3 separate regions of the Homo sapiens genome follow, and regions 1 and 3 are each linked to region 2. Evidence: chromatin contacts called from ENCODE Hi-C or POLR2A ChIA-PET data. All regions are on one chromosome and are shown on one strand. The core of a region is the stretch at or near the end of the contact, and the rest is flanking DNA. Distances in the headings are between cores, read along the strand shown.

Region 1 (3,617 bases), core at 422-2,921, 7.0 Mb before region 2:
AGTGCAGCCCCAGCCTGGGATGCAAAATTTAAGGAGAAGTCTCAGTAATTACTGCACTCCAGCCTGGGCGACAGAGCGAGACTCCATCTCAGAAAAAAAAAAAAAAAAAAAGATAAGTAATATTGGCCTGGCATGGTGGCTCATGCCTGTAAGCCCAGCACTTTGGGAGGCTGACGCGGATGGATCACTTGAGGCCACGAGTTCGAGACCAGCCTAGCCAACATGGTGAAACCCTATCTCTACTAAAAATACAAAACAATTAGTTGGAAGTGGTGGCACTTGCCTGTAGTCCCAGCTACTCAGGAGGCTGAGGGGTGAGAATCACTCAAGCCTAGGAGGTGGAGGTTACAGTGTGTGAGCTGAGATCGTGCCACTGCACTACAGCCTGGGCGACAGAGCAAGACTGTCTCAAAAAAAAAAAAAAAGTAATATTCTAAACTAAAAACCAAGATAATGGAAAAATCCCATTATGAACAAAATATCAAAATTTTAATTAAAGACAGGATTGGTGTTACTGAAATTGCCTTTGCCTCAGGCTTCAGTATGGCTGGACCGGGCACTGGCTGGGACTAAGGTGGTGACAAGAAAGTGACCAAATTGGAGTAGACAGGCGAGGCCTGAGGTGGAGCAGGCGTGGGAGCTGGGGGAGGGCACCAAGGGGTTGAGCAGTCTCCCCTGTTGGTATCGAATATAACAATAATTCTTAGGCTCAGCAGAAGTTTAGCATCCATGTTCCCAGTCACCTGGACTTTTCCAAATCTTGGAACCCCCTCTGGCTGAAAAGGCTTTTGTTTGTTTAAACGGCCACTTTTTGCATCCAAGAGCACAAGTCAGCTTCCACTGGAAGGTTCTGAGAAACGGTTTCAGGTTTAAGTCTAGAGCATGAATGGAACGGAGTCACAGCTGAAAAAGAAACATGCCGAGTGCCAAGGAAAAGACATGGTTAAGGGGTAACATGGGCCCGGGTAGGTGAAGGTCGGCAGGTGGAGGCCGGCTGGATCAGGGAAGGTGAAAGAAGAGGCAGGGGCAGGGCCCAGCCTGTTTTAACGCCTCGGCGTTCTCACCGCTGCAGAACGGCTGCAGGGGGCAGAGTAAAGAGCTGCTGTCAGTTTCCCTGCCCAGAGAGTGCCAACAGCTGCTCTGACCTATTGCAGGCATGTGTGTTCCAGGATGCAGCCTTCCTGCACTTTGACCACTCTAGATTAATTGCTAACCAAGATATGCACATGATGGGGCTCACAAAGTATTAGGCGGTATTTTAACAACAAAAGCTGCGAAGAAATCCCTAGAAATGTTGGCTCTTCTGGCTGGGAAAACGCAGTCTGTCAACAGTTGCCTCAAAAACTCAGAAGCTCAGAGAGTTGGATTCGGTCACCAGAGAGGCCCCTCAAAGAGGCCCCAACCATTCAGATCCTCTGCTCTGTCCCCCATGACAGCGGGGACGAAGGTCCTAAGCCCTGGCCGGGAGGGCAGTTGACCTCGGGACTCGCCGCGGGGCGGAGCGGGTGCTGGGAGGAAGGAGGGCGTGGCTGGCGGGGTGTGGCTGGCGGGACGGGGCGGGGCGAAGACAGAGCGAGGCGGGGCCTGGGACGGGGGGGGGGTCGGTGTCGCCGTGGGGGCGTGGAATGTGGGGTGGGCGTGGCTAAAGGCAAAGGGCGGGGCGCGCGCGTCGGGAAGATGGCGCTACGTCTGCTGCGGAGGGCGGCGCGCGGAGCTGCGGCGGCGGCGCTGCTGAGGCTGTGAGTGCAGGTCCCCGTTCCCCGCCTTCCCGGCCCGGCTCGCCGCGGGTCGGCTCCTGTTGCAGCCCCGCGGGCCGGGCGCGGCCTCCCCAAGCCCTCACGGGAACCCAGCCGGACGGAAGCACCATGCGCCTCCCACGCGCTGGCTCGACCTCGTCCAAGGTCGCTGCCGCCCGCGCCTCCCTTTGGGAGGGCCCTCGTTGCACCCGGAAAATGGGTACACACCTTAGGTCGAATTACCTGGACTCAGCCCCAGGAAACAAAACTGCCTGCCTCCCCCAAATGGCAAACGTGAACGCGCCAGTCTTTGAGAGGCGGCTTGCCTGGTGAAGAACACCTGCGGTTCGTTTAACACAGCGGTTCCCAAACGGTTTGGTCTCAGGACCCGTTTACACGTCTAAAAATAATTTGAGGACCCCCCAAAGCTTTTGCTTATATCTATTGATTTTTGTGCATGAGGAATTAAACCAGAAATTTAAAAAATATTCACTTAATAACAAACCCATTAACTTTTAATACAAATAACACTTTAATGCATAACTTCTCAAAAAAAAAGTGAGAAGATTGGCTCATGGTTTTTATATTTTTGAAAATTTCTTTGGTTTAATAAAGGACAGCTGGAGTCTCATATCAGCTGTTTTGAAGGAAATATTTGAAAGAAATTCTGGGCTCATGCAGATGCAGATATTAGTTGGGAAAGGGAGGACCAAGCAGACCCTCTCAACGGGTCTCAGGGACCCCCTCAGGTGTCTTTGGACCACACTTTGAGAACCGCTGGTCTAGCACTTGCCCATCGCCTAGGTACGTGCACATACATGGTCTCATTTGGTTCCCTTGACCACCATGTGAAGAAGTTGGGTGTCATGTTTATAAAGATGAAAAAACAGGGTCAGAAAGGTTAAGGATTCTCAAAGCCCTATGACCAGTAATGAGAGAGTTTGGTTCAAACACTAAGTGTATGGCTCCTGGTCTGGAACTTCTTTATTTATTTATTTTTATTTTTTGAGACAGAGTCTCGGTCTGTCACCTAGGCTGTAGTACAGTGGTGTAATCTCGGCTTACTGCAACCTCCACCTCCTGGGTTCAAGCGATTCTCATGCCTCAGCCTCCTGAGTGGCTGGCATTACAGGTGTGCACCACCACCCCTGGCTAATTTTTGTATTTTTAGTAGAGACAGAGTTTCGCCATGTTGGCCAGGCTGTTCTCGAACTCCTGACCTCAAGGGGGTCCACCCGGATCAGCCTCCCAAAGTGCTGGGATTACAGGCGTGAGCCACCATGGCCGGCCTGGTGGTCTGGAACTTCTTTTTTTTTTTTTTTTTTTTTTTTTCCGAGATGGAGTTTCGCTTTTGTCGCCCAGGCTGGAGTGCAATGGCGCCATCTCAGCTGACTGCAACCTCCGCCTCCCGGATTCAAGTGATTCTCCTGCCGCAGCCTCCGGAGTAGTTGGGATTACAGGGCGTCCGCCACCATGCCCGGCTAATTTTTGTATTTTTAATAGAGACGAGGTTTCACCATGTTGGCCAGGCTGGTCTGGAGCTCCTGACCTCGGGTGATCCACCTGCCTCGGCCTCCCAAAGTGTTGGGATTAAAGGCGTGAGCCACCGTGCCCGGCCTGGGTCTGAACTTCTTACGTCTTCTTGCACTGTGACTCTTCAGTCACCCATGTCCTATGGGAGGACCCACCTAGTCTTATGCATCCCACTTTCCCATTTCCTCCGCTGCCCCTGGCACAGGGGAGTCACCCCTCGCCCTAGAGGAGCAGCTCAGGCAGTGTATCCAGGCTGGTCCAGAAGGGTCCTTTTCTGGCGCCTTTTGAGGGGGCCAGCGTCTGTGACCTGTTCAGTAGCGGGTCCAGTGAGCGCACACAGTCCCCACG
Region 2 (3,224 bases), core at 325-2,824:
GAGCATCAAAGTACGATGATCATAAAGCAAAACACACAACAAATCCCTAAATTTTAAAACCCAAAAATTCCTTTAGTTTGGGATTATTTATCCACATCTACTTTCATAGCCAGAAATACTTGAGAGCTGACATTTTCGGAAACACACTCTAACTCTAGTTTTCACTAAATATCCTTCATGGGAGCAACGCCAAAATAAAATCAACCCTTCAAGTGTCTTCTGAAGAAGCACAGTGTAAGGGAAACAACAAAACTGCACGTGTTTGCTACAGGAATAGAAAGCAAGTTAAAAAAGCGGTAGGCTTTGGGATGGTGATTACACAGGTGAATTCAAAGGTCAAAAAACTCATCGCACTGTACACTTAAGGTCTATGCTTTTTTTTTTTAACATCTCAAGGAAGGGGTGAGGGTGTAGGCTCAAGGGGAAAAAAGCAATCCCAACACCTTAACAACAGGAATACACTAAAGTGAAAATGCATTTTTCTGGCGGACCACCTAAAGTGTATGATTCCCGAGATTAGTTAAGTCCTGTCCCAAATTTGAGCTTCAATAGAATGCTTCTGGCCAGCTGTGATTCGCATCTCAAAGGTTAATTCCCTTCTCTCTCCTCCTCAAGCCGACCAGCAAACGCTCACCACCCTCCACATCTGCAGGCCGGCTCGCTCCCGGCCTCACAAGCCAACGCAGCTCTCCGACCTCACTCCGAACTCCACCCCTACTTCCGGGACACCACTCCTCTCTCGCGCCAAAATCGCCTTCTCTTAAACCCTTTCTGCTCAAGCCCTCGAATTTTCCATCCCGAACAACTTCTGGGTCTGTCCCACCCCAAGCTTTCCAAACGCCAAGCCTGCCCGCCCCGCCGCCGCCTCTCCGACCCGTTCCCGCGCCCGGTCCCCAGCCCCGGACCGTCCCCGCCATTCTCCCGGCCCGCACCGTCCCGCCCCGGCCCCACGCCCTCGCCCCGCGCCCTGCTCTCCGCACGCCCCGGTCCCTCCCCGCGCGGGCACTCACATTTTTCGCTGCCGCTCGAACTCCGCTTTCTTCTCCTCCTCCTCTCGCTTCTGCTTCTCGTCCAGGCTGCTGCGCTTGCTCACCGTGCGCCCGAAGATGTCGATGCGGTCGGGCGGGGACGAGGCGCGCTCCCGGTCCCGCTCGCGCCGGGACACGGCCGTGTTGGTGGAGCGCGAACGGGACCGCGACTCCCGCCGCCGGTTCCGTTTACTTTCCCGAGATTTGGAACGCTTCCGCACGCGCTCCTTGTCCCGGGATCGCGACCGGGACCGGCTGCGCTTCTTGTTGTGCTTGCTGCTCTTGGTGTGCTTGGAGCGGGACGAGCTCCGGCTCCGAGACCGGCCCATCCTTCCGGGAGACGCTCTAACCGCTCGCCTCAGGCCCCTCACGCGGCCAGTTCCCCTCGCCTCCGCCTTCGGACGCGGGCTGGCGGTTCTACCGAGGCCGGAGGAAAGAAAGGTGTCGGCCAACGGACTTTATGCCTTTTCCCGGCGTCTACAGCTGCCACGAAGGCCGCCTCCAACGAGAAACCCGTAGCGCCAGGCGCCCCTAAGATGGCAGCTGCGGCTGCACCGGCCGCCCTTCCCACAATGCCCTGCGCGAAACGTGCCGAAGCGTGGGCCCCGCCTCCTGACGATTTTTGCCGAAGGCAGGCGAGCGCTTCGGAGCGGACTCGTTTTTTTCCGCCAGTCTTGGCGGAAGCCTGAGACGCAATAGATGGAGACTCTCCTTTTCGCCTTGGCGTACTCTTTTTTTTTTTTTCCTCCCTGGTAAGATGCCAACGCCTGTTGAATGAATTAAGCACGTTTTAGTGGGATTTAAGTCCGGCCTCGCAGAAGTTGATTGATTGCATTATTTTCTAGGAGCTGGTCTTGTGGGGCAGCCCTAAAATGTATCTCCAAGTGACCCTGCACTCATCACTTGCTGCCTTGGACTTAGTTTCCTCATTCGTAGAATGGAGACACCACACTTTCTGAAGTGCTTATGAGACTTGCAGGAGGTAAGTAGGCAGCAGGTTTTGATGAATGTAACCTAATGCTTACTATAGGGCTTAATGTGCCTTCTAAATGCTTTAATGTATTAACAAGTGCTTAATTCTTACAATTCTGAATTAAGTACTACTATTATCCACGTTTCAGAGATGAGGACCCTGAGGTCCACAGAGGTTAAATAAGGGTCACACAACCAGTAGGTGACAGAGCAGGGACGTGAACCTAGATCATATTGTGCAAAGCCCTTGCACATAACCAGCAAGCCCTCCTCAACCCTAGCCACGAAAAGCTTCGTCCCTATGTGGCACAACAAACTGTGTCATTGTTAAGACCTAAAAGGAAAAGGCAATGTTAATATTTGCAGATGACAGGAACCCTTGAAAATCTAGGTGCCTCAATTTTAAAATTGAGTGCAATAATAAAGCTTAAGTAAGTAGAAGAAAAATTAGAATTATTTGAATAAGCAAAAACATATTAAAAATGAAATAATATTTCCTCCACAATGGCAACAGAAACCATAAAATACTTAGGGATAAACTTTAACAAGTTACACAATCTTTATTATAAACCTTTACTGAAAAGGCAGTAATAAGGCCCTAGTAAATGTAAAACATGCTGTATTCTTAGGTGAGTAGTCAGTATCAAAAATACTGTCAATTCTTCCCAAGTCAAATTACAAAATTAGTGCAATTCTCATGAGAGTCCCAAATTCTCTTGGGGATATGTGTTTTAGAACTAATTAATTTTAAGTTTTATATGGAAGATCACATAATTAATTATCAAGAAAACTTGGAAACAAAGAAGAGTAGTGTATTAGTCTGTGTTGACTGCTGTAACAAAATATCATAAACTAGGCAGCTTATGAACAACAAATTTATTTCTCACAGTTCTGAAAGTTGGAAATCCAGGATCCAGGTGCTAGCCAATCTGGTCGCTGGTGAGGACCCAGAGATTCACAGATGACTCACAGAAGGCACCTACTCACAGTGCCCTCACATGATAGAAGGGGAAAGCTAGCTCTCTGAGCTCTCTTTTAGTGGCACTTCTAGGGTCTGAAAGTTTGTGTTCCCTCAGATTCATATGTTGAAACCTAATCACCAGTGCAATAGTATTAAAAGGTGGGGCTTTGGGATATTGATTAGGTCATGAGGGCTCTAACCTCATAACTGGAATTAGTGCCTATCTCAGCCCATTTCCACTGCTATAACAGAATACTTTAGAC
Region 3 (3,765 bases), core at 31-2,530, 6.5 Mb before region 2:
TTACCATGCTGTAGTGTACTCTAGGCCATTCCTAGCTTTGTAACTCTCTCAAGGTGACTCTGCAGGAGATGCAAAGTAGTTAAGAGGAGAACCCCCAATACTGATGTGTTTATAGGTGAGGTGGTCTGATGTCTTAGATTTGCTTTAAAATATTCCTGCACAAAATAAAAAGGGGAATAGATGAAACAAGATTGACAAAATGTTGATTCATTGACGCGGTGTAATGGGTATCTGGGTGATCATAGTACAATTTTATCTCTTTTGTATATATTTTAAAATTTCCATAATATAGCAAAACATGAGCCCAGTCCCTCAAGGCAGCCAGATTTGGGTTCAAACCCTAGTTTGACCTTTTACTCGCTGAGTGACTTTACCCTGCTACAGCTTCAGTTTCTCCAAATGGAAATAATATATACTCCATTAAGGTTCTTGTAAACTCTCAAGTAAGAGGGAATCTGAGGCTCTAGCACACGGCCCGGCCCTTAATAGTTGTACTAATTTTTATTTTATTTTTCGAAACGGAGTTTGCTCTGTCACCCAGGCTGGAGTGTAGTGGCATGATCCGGCTCACTGCAACCTCCACCTCCAGGGTTCAAGCAATTCTCCTGCCTCAGCCTCCTCCCGAGTAACTGGGATTACAGGAGTGCGCCACCACGCCCAGCTAATTTTTGTATTTTTTAGTAGAGACGGGGTTTCGGCATGTTGTCCAGGCTGGTCTCCAACTCCTGACCTCAGGTTATCCTCCCGCCTCGGCCTCCCAGAGTGCTGGGATTACAGGCGTGAGCCACTGCGCCTGGCCAGTAGTTGTACTAACAAGGGTTTCTGCTTGCGAGCAACAAAGACTGACTCTAGTTGTGGCTAATTTCTTTCACACACACATATTAAGTGCCAGAGGTAGGACTTGAGCTCGGATCTCTGATTTCCAGACCTAGAACTTTTTATGTGTTATTACAGTCGTTAAAAACCTTACCTGGATTTGTGCTTTGCAATTTACGCTTTCGAACATGCAGGAATGTAGTTTGGGCATTTGTCTGGAACTTCGGATTCTCGGGACTCCAGGGTGGCCAAGGCGCGGAGGTGACTCAATGACATTGACCGGCCTGGATGCACGTGGGTTGCTGAGCCGATGCTGGGAAGGTACGGGGTTTGCCCGGTGCAGGCCGCCGGAACTCACGCACGCCCCTGTCTCTCTCACTCCTGGGGTCGGCTCTGGCCGGTGGCCTCCAGCTCAGCTAGCGGCCGGACGCGCAGCCCGCCGACTAGCCCTCCAGGTCCTAGCGCGACTCCCGGATCCCGGATCCGGCGGATCTGGCCGACCACTCACCCTCCCCTTTCCGCAAGTTAGGGGGCGGGGCATCGGGTTTCTGGCTCGTGATTTGCCGGAGCTCCTGCGCTCCCCTTCTCCACCCCCTCCGGCTGTGTGAGAGGTCAGCAGAGGGGCGGTCTGCGGGGACAACAATGGCGGGGTTCTGGGTCGGGACAGCACCGCTGGTCGCTGCCGGACGGCGTGGGCGGTGGCCGCCGCAGCAGCTGATGCTGAGCGCGGCGCTGCGGACCCTGAAGGTGAGGAGCAACGGGGCCTCGCGGGTCCGGGCTTCACTGGGCTTCTAGCCGTGCCGCCTCTGGGCGGCTGGCGCCGGGAGAGCGCTGGCTGGGTCCGGCTGCCCCCGCGCCCCGGTTCCGCATCAGCTACACCGCTTGCTTTCCTCCCTCCCGGAGTTCGCGTGGCAGCGGGCTCAGGAGGCATCCCTCGTTGCAGCTGTTCCTCGCGGGGATCCTGCGGAGCAGAGAGGCCTAGGGCAGAGGCAGTTGGGTGCCCGCACGCCCTCCGAGGCGGCTGATGGCTTTGGGCAGGCATATTGCTCGAGGTCTGCTTCCAGGGCCCCGCGGCATTGGCTTTGTCTTAAGCTTTCCAGGGTGTCTTTTTAGGTGTCCTTATAGTTTCCGTGTTCTGTTGCCTCTTTCCAGCATTTTTGAAGGGACACTGTGAACTGTTGCTTAAGTAGTGTTAGGGTTGTGAGTTTGTCTTATCTTTTAAAGTATTATACCATGTCAGGACTGCCAATAGATTTTACGTTTCATTTGAAAGCCTGTTTTAATTGTATGACACCCCAGTCTACTGTGTACCAAATGCATCCCGTGAACTTACTTTCCTTTTCGGTATAGTGGTGAGCCTGATTTTGGCACTGTTCTAAACACATTTCATGACTGTTCTGTATACCTAGGCTGTCATGATGGCAGATTGACAAACAGGTTGGAGTGCTTGTGTGTGCTTCTGAGCTCTGTCTCCAGTCAATGTCGAGTCTGTCGTTAATTCTGGGGCACAGACCACCTAACCTACTTTATAAGGTTTGTTGAGGCACTTGAACACATTCTTTAAAATGAAGGTCCCCTGAAAACCATCTGTCAGCTGGTTCAGTGTGCTTGTTAAACTTCCTTTTAAAAAATAATTATTAAAACATTGCCACATAACTTGATTTATAGTCATTTAATTTTAGACGTTGAAGACACTTTAGAGACGACCTGCCCCATCCTACTCTTTAAAGAGGAGGGAACCGAGCCCCAGGTGGGCAGTATGAGAGCTGGAGCTTATCGACATGGAAGTGAGTGGCACCTATGTTTGTTTTGTGTCCAATTCAGCGTGCGGACTTTCACTGTTTTCTGTGTTCCCATACAGTTTAGTGTTCTTTAATCTTTATCATTCTGTTCATCTGTGTTGGCCACTTCAATTGCAGCTGTAAGACTTATGCATTTACATAGGAGGCAAGTTAGTATGGTGTAAAGTGTGGGCTTTGGGGTCAGGCGCATGAGGCTTTGTATATTGGACAGGTCTCTTCCTTGGGCGTCAGCTTCGTCCTTGTAGCTATTTTTTTCAACAAATATTTACTGAATATCTCCTGTCTTCCACTTCTGGGGAATGAATATGGTTTCTGCTTTCTTAGAAATTTTACTCTAGTAGGGAGACTGTAACAAGTGTAAAATGGTATTAGGGGAGATGCCCGGGTGCTATAAGAAAATAAAATAGAGGGATTTGACCAAGCCAAGATTTTGAATTCTGTGTTCTAGATACTGTTCTGTTGCTTTGCTTGAACTAATTTATTCAATCTCACAACAGTCGTATGTCCCCCATTTACAGAAGATGAAAGTGAGGCACTGAGTGTTAATGTGACTTGCTCGAAGCTATAGTGCCAATAAGTGGCAAACAGGATTTAGAACTCCAGAACCTGTGCTCTTAATCATACTATGCTATCTACGGTAAGGGAGTGTTTTCCTTTGGAACTGAAAATTGAGACAAGTTTTGAAGGATGAAGTGACCTTTTCTAACAAACAGAGATGAATGTTATAGGTGAGAGAGCAGTGTATGCAAAGGTCCTGTGGCCAGAGGGAATGACAGGTTAGAAGAACTGAAAAAAGCCTACAGAGGCTCTGATGCAGAGAGTAGATGGTGTTGGGGAAGCTGGCAGGAGTCAGACCATCTGGCTCTTATAGATCACATTATGAGGTTTGGTGTTTGTCTTAGAGCAGTGGGAAGACATTGATGTTGGAGGTGGGAGGGATGACACTGACATTTTAGATTGGAGAGGCTGAGAGGAAGGCTGTTACTGTACTTACTGTTGTACACTTGTTATACACTTACTGTGTAATACATACGCTTTGATGATTCTTACCTGGTTTTTTCCTTTTAATGTGTTGGCAGAGACTGCATCTTGTCTATTTCTGTGTTCTTAGTACAATGTTTGACACAATAGGTGCTGAATGTGTAAC

What was found. A loop is a pair of places that touch in the nucleus more often than their neighbours do. ChIA-PET counts read pairs that join two places held with the same protein, here RNA polymerase II (POLR2A). Pooled maps may share reads with other maps.
Region 1: a map of CD8-positive, alpha-beta T cell shows a loop between it and region 2 (9-fold over the local background). The contact joins the promoter of CLYBL here to the promoter of ARGLU1 in region 2. A Hi-C loop is called at or near these places in 2 of 168 maps with a recorded cell type or tissue (CD8-positive, alpha-beta T cell and naive thymus-derived CD4-positive, alpha-beta T cell), 1 of 37 single-sample maps with no recorded cell type and 9 of 50 pooled maps. POLR2A ChIA-PET finds 5 or more read pairs at or near these places in 1 of 52 experiments (activated T-cell).
Region 3: a loop to region 2 is called in a map with no recorded cell type, with 6 times the contacts of the local background. The contact joins the promoter of PCCA-DT here to the promoter of ARGLU1 in region 2. A Hi-C loop is called at or near these places in 1 of 168 maps with a recorded cell type or tissue (breast epithelium), 1 of 37 single-sample maps with no recorded cell type and 6 of 50 pooled maps. POLR2A ChIA-PET finds 5 or more read pairs at or near these places in 1 of 52 experiments (SK-N-SH).

What each region holds. Positions count from the first base shown.
Region 1 is chr13:99,605,019-99,608,635 of GRCh38, forward strand. It overlaps CLYBL (citramalyl-CoA lyase), which reads left to right and starts at 1,672. Exons shown (of 9, transcript NM_206808.5): 1 at 1,672-1,739. The coding sequence starts at 1,678. It overlaps LOC105370332 (a long non-coding RNA gene), which reads right to left and starts at 831. Exons shown (of 3, transcript XR_931674.3): 1 at 744-831. RefSeq lists enhancers at 535-1,514, 1,437-1,731 and a silencer at 1,453-2,012.
Region 2 is chr13:106,566,563-106,569,786 of GRCh38, forward strand. It overlaps ARGLU1 (arginine and glutamate rich 1), which reads right to left and starts at 1,575. Exons shown (of 4, transcript NM_018011.4): 1 at 1,011-1,575. The coding sequence starts at 1,357. RefSeq lists a silencer at 737-1,036 and enhancers at 931-1,841, 1,517-1,636, 1,647-1,716.
Region 3 is chr13:100,087,663-100,091,427 of GRCh38, forward strand. PCCA-DT (PCCA divergent transcript) reads right to left here and starts at 1,281. Exons shown (of 2, transcript NR_132422.1): 1 at 971-1,281. PCCA (propionyl-CoA carboxylase subunit alpha) reads left to right here and starts at 1,431. Exons shown (of 24, transcript NM_000282.4): 1 at 1,431-1,563. The coding sequence starts at 1,459. RefSeq lists enhancers at 961-1,010, 1,041-1,300 and a silencer at 1,581-1,760.